Regions from separate parts of the Homo sapiens genome. Here region 2 is linked to region 1. A link is an interaction called in ENCODE POLR2A ChIA-PET data of the cell type or tissue named here. Cell type or tissue: GM12878. All regions are shown on one strand.

Region 1 (2,500 bases):
TTGAAGGTTTCTAGTTTCAGTAGTATATTACCTTTGGGGCTAATGTCCCAGGCAAATGTAGCTGCCTTTTTACTTTACACCTCTCGTTATTCATTTTTCTTCTTCCTCTTTCTAGTCTTATACATTTAGCTCTCTTCCTTCTGTTCTTACCTCCAACCTTTCCCTTCACCCTGTGCTCTTTTCTTCTGTGTTCTTTTTGGTTCTTACCTTTCTTCTACCTTTGCTGTAGACCTGCTAATGAGATACTTGGGGATAACCCTTTTAATGTCTGCGGTGGCTCAAGAGTGGGCTGACTTCTTAGTTCAAGGGCTCTAAGTACTACGCATTGATGATCTGATATCTCAGATGCTGCCTCACCTTTTTTGTGTGGTTGTGTCTCCAGTAAATAATTGATTTACCATAGGTTCCAAGTTGATAAACGTTTCTTTGAAAATTTTAAACCATGTGTTGGTGTTGCTGTTTGCTTTTTTCTGAAAGCTTTTTTTTTTTTTTAATTTCATAAACGTCAGGTATTGTTCCCACAAAAAGTAAACGTCTTAGCAAAAGGATTTAGGATTTGGGAGCTGTCTTTATTGTGTTGTAGTTAATTATAATGCAGTGGTTTAGTTTAAGTTATCTTTGTTTTTGGGGGGACGTTAAAATTTTAAGTTGAGGATATCTTCAATGCTTAGAAATGTGCTGATAACAGCCAGAACTTACTAATATATTATTTGTGGTTATGAAAATAGTGATTCTTCCTTTAAAACAACTTAATGTTTTTTTTGAAAATTTCTGGGGTGAATTAGGGATGTACTTTCCCTAGAAAAAAGTGTCAACTTACTAGCCTAAACTACTTATGTAGTTTAGCAATAGATTGGACCCTGATGGTGAATCATAAAATATTATCAGGTGAGTTAAATATTTGGACACTGTGCAGGGTTTCTAAGTCTTTTGTCTTTCACAAGAGTTTTTAGTCAAAAATTGAACGGAAGCATTGCTATATGACTATATTAAAAGCTTGAGAGAAGATATAGGTTTGTTTCGTTTTGATATTTTTGGAGACGGAGTCTCGCTCTGTCGCCCAGGCTGGAGTGCAGTGGCATGATCTCGGCTCACTGCAACCCCTGCCTCCCGGGTTAAGCAATTCTCCTGCCTCAGCCCCCTGAGTAGCTGATTACAGATGTGCGTCACCACGCCCAGCTAATTTTTGCATTTTTAGTAGAGACAGGGTTTCACCATGTTGGCCCACCTTGGCCTCCCAAAGTGCTGGGATTACAGGCATGAGCCACCATGCCTGGCCTGTGGGTTTGTTTCTCTACCAAACCTTTTCTTGTTCTCAGTCTTTTTAAAAGGCAATCACTAGAAATTATTCTGTCAAAAAATATAGGTTAGGGCCAGGCGCGGTGGCTCCCAGCACTTTGAGAGGCTGAGGCAAGCGGATCACCTGAGGTCAGGAGTTCGAGACCAGCATGGCCAACATAGTGAAACTCTGTCTCTACTAAAAATAGAAAAATTAGCCAGGTGTAGTGGCACGTGCCTGTAATCCCAGCTACTTGGGAGGCTGAGGCAGGAGAATTGCTTGAACCCGGGAGGCAGAGGTTGCAGTGATCTGAGATTGTGCCACTGCACTCCAGTCTTTGTGAGAGCAAGACTCCGCCTTAAAAAAAAATCCAAAAAACAAAACAAAACAAAAAAGTAAGGTTTGCATACATTTCATTCTTACCAACTTTTAAATTTGTTTAGAAATTTTTGCTTTGCTTTCTGCAGTGTGTTAATCTTAACAGGAAGTAAATATTTTGTTAATTATGAAAGCACAAGGTATTCTGAAGTCAGTGGGTCAAATTGACTGAATAAGGTTCCTCTGGGAGAGTACTGAGAGGAAGCCAGAATGGTGGGAGCCATATTGTGAATAGCCTTGGTTGACTAAGCCAGGCTAAGGAATTTGAGCATTAGGAGTGTCAGCGGTAGCCCTGAGGTTTTTTGAGCAAGGGGGGTTACACTGAAATATGTTTTTGGAAAGACCAATCTCATGCTAAGCGTGAACTAAAGGAGTAAAGAAGCTGAGATTGGAGAGATAATTTAGGCTATTGGTCAATGGAAAAATGTTCTTAATATCAAAGTTGAATTTTTATGGAAAGAAAAAGTTTGGGTGTTTTTGTCTGATTGCACTTATATAATTGGAAGGAAGTTCTCTCTGTTGACCTAAATATTGTTTTTAGATTTATCAATTTTTGACCGTAAGTTAATGTGATATTGTAGTCCTATGGTAGTCAAAATGGGTAAATAATGGATTTTTCATACCAAATATTACTGTTTATATTTAAAAACTACCTCATTTTGTTTTCCTAAATATTTCCATGCATTTTTATACTTACTATACTTTTGAATATATTTGTTTTAACACATGATGGTTTTATTTGGTTTCCTAGTACCTTTTCTGTGAAGATGAAAGTTTTTTTAGGTCATGCCAACTAAACTTGACAGGTTGTCTTTGGAATTGAGTGTGTTTGGTTACTAGCAG
Region 2 (2,500 bases), 540 kb after region 1:
ATGGTGAGAATTGGGAGAGATGGCAGAAGGCCTGGGGAAGAGTGGGGATGCTGGGAAAGCCTCCTGGTGAGAAAGCTCAGGCCACAGCTGGGCCAGGGACATCCACAGCAGTCTCCAGGCTCTGACACCCCCTCCCCAACCCTGACTCCCTCCCAGGGGAGAGAATAACTTGGCTCCAAAGCTGAGGCCAGAATATAAGCCAGAGACCTGCTGACCTGACCCCCCCACCCTGGAATCTACTGAATCTGGGGCCAGGAGCAAGGAAGGGCTGACCCCAAACTGAACAAATCAAAAAGCCAAGTTCCCCTCTGAGCCCTGCAATTTTTTTTTCTTTTGGACCAAATAAGGAAGGAGCACCTGTTACTTTATAATCATACTGTAGGACAGCCTCGAGTTGAAAGCCATGGGATCTGGAGTCTTGAAAACGCGGTTCAAGCTCCTATCTTTTCTATTTCCAAACTCAGTGTCCTAGAGCAACTCACTCACTTTCCCCAAGCTTCAGTTTTTCTATCTATGAAATAGACAATGATACTCCTGTTAAGAGGGCGCTTGTAAGGATTTGGGGGACCAGAGGTTAAATTCGCTTCATTTTAGTTCACCTACGTTACTTATGTTTTGTTACATGTCTTAAGTTATGGTTTTAATAATCCCCCCACTCAAAAATAAACAAGATTAAAAGAATAATGAAAATAGTTAATAATAAGTGTCAACATTTATGGGCACTGATTTTGTGCTGTTTCAAGTGCTTTATACACATTAACTCATTTATCTTCATAAAAAGCCTATGAAGCCATTATACAGATGAGGAAACAGGCTCAGAGAGGCTAAGCATGTTGTTCAAGGTCACACAGCATGGAAGAGGCAAGCCGACTGACTCCAGAGCCTTAGCTTTGTGCCAGTCAGAATGGAAAAGAACTCCAAAAGACACCAACCTGGTTTATTCAAGTGCTGGCATGTAAGGATAAGGAAAAGCAGCCATCAGTTTGAATGACAGGCGATGGGTCCGGAGTAATTAGCCAAATGTATGAAGATTTCACCATTTCTAAACCATCCTGTTATATGACCACACATACCATCTTCATGGAAGTGCAGTAGCATCACCATGACAACTACTTTTGTGTTTTTACCTCTAATGTAATCGATTGTATTTTAAAATATTTTTAAATGAATAAAAGCTTTTGAATTTAATGTTTTAAGTAGGTAATACTTTCACCTGGTTAAAAACTCAAAAAGCTCGAGAGGCATAAAGTGAAAGGCCTCCTTCTCACCCCGGCCCCTGCCATCCTCTTCTCACAGTCAGCCAATGTTGCTAGTTTTGTGGGGAGGGGAAGAACTGATACTTTTTGAAAGTAGAAAGAGTGTGCTTGATTTGTTCTGAGGTCACAAGCCATAAAGCCCACCTTACTCTGGTTGATTTCTTCAGGTCGGCCTCAGCCTGATTTCCTGTACCCTTTGAGGCACTGCTGCTTCCTGCAGGTGATGGTTAGTCCCTTAGGGAGATGGTCAGTCCCTTCTCCCTCTGAACTTTCCCCTGAGGCACCCCCTTCAGTACCCGCTATGCTCCTGACCACATTCTCTCTGGCCTCTAGGCCTGACTGGTTCTCCATCCCCCAGAACCTGCAGAGCCTGTAAATGCCAGAGAAATCTCATCATCTCACACAGCTGATGTGGTAGAGGTGGACCCAGAGGTCACACCTGGGTGGCTTCAGGCTATATCTAGCCTATGAGATTTTTTGTTCTTTTTTGGTCTGCACAGTGATGTCAGAATTGGAAATCTTCACCTGAAAGTCCAATTTTCTGATTTCACTTGAAATATTGGCAGACTCAGCCACACTGAACCCATACTGATGCATGATGATGACAGCTGGAGCTGAGCAGCAGTTGCTCCCTTGAGAAGGAGCACAAGCTCTCTGGGTTGTATGGTCCCCGCCACTCTGGGTTGGTTAACATGGTAGGCAGGATCATAGTCACCTCCAAAGATGTCTGTGTCCTAATCCCTATAATTTGTGAATGTACTGTTACACGGCAAGTGGGAATTAAGTTTGCAGATGGAATGAAGGTTGCTATGCAGGATTATCTAGGTGGGTCCAATGGAATCAGAAGGGTCCTTAAAAGTGGGAGAGGGCAGCAGAAAAGAGTCAGAGAAAGAGAGGCAACCACGAAAACAGGGTCAGAGAGATGCCATGTTGCTGGCTTTGAAAATGAAGGAAGGGGTCACAACCCAAGGAATGTTGGCAGCCTCCAGAAGCTGGAAAAGGCAAGGAAATCAATTATCTTCCAGATTCTCCGAAAGGGAAGTCCCTGCAAACACCCTGATTTTAGCCCAGTGAGATCAGGTTGGTTTGAGAGCATAAACTTAAGTTGTTTTAAGTGACTAAGTTTGTAGTCATTTTGTTATAGCAGCAATAGAGAAGTAATACAGTTAATATGGGCCCTTGTAGGTCTCCAGGGATGGGGGAGTGGGGCACAGCTGTGAGAGCTGTTGTAAGTGTGCAAGACT

Evidence for each region. ChIA-PET counts read pairs that join two places held together with the same protein. Peaks named below come from ENCODE experiments on the same cell type or tissue, not always from the same donor. Only the 100,000 strongest peaks of a DNase experiment are listed, where the experiment ranks them.
Region 2: POLR2A ChIA-PET joins it to region 1 with 7 read pairs; 2 of 35 experiments call an interaction of 5 or more read pairs at or near these places.

Annotation. Positions count from the first base shown.
Region 1 is chr1:23,031,881-23,034,380 of GRCh38, forward strand. All of the region lies in intron 2 of KDM1A (lysine demethylase 1A), which reads left to right. Among named protein-coding and RNA genes, the nearest start is that of MIR3115, 11 kb to the right of the region's middle. RefSeq lists an enhancer at 1,299-1,348. In GM12878, no CTCF peak of the experiment used is centred here; a DNase peak (open chromatin) is centred at 1,041; H3K4me3 peaks cover 1,329 bases; H3K27ac peaks cover 2,203 bases.
Region 2 is chr1:23,572,957-23,575,456 of GRCh38, forward strand. It overlaps LOC124903876 (a long non-coding RNA gene), which reads left to right. Exons shown (of 3, transcript XR_007065537.1): 3 at 1-744. Among named protein-coding and RNA genes, the nearest start is that of ID3, 15 kb to the left of the region's middle. RefSeq lists an enhancer at 1,801-1,890. In GM12878, no CTCF peak of the experiment used is centred here; a DNase peak (open chromatin) is centred at 1,555; H3K27ac peaks cover 1,980 bases.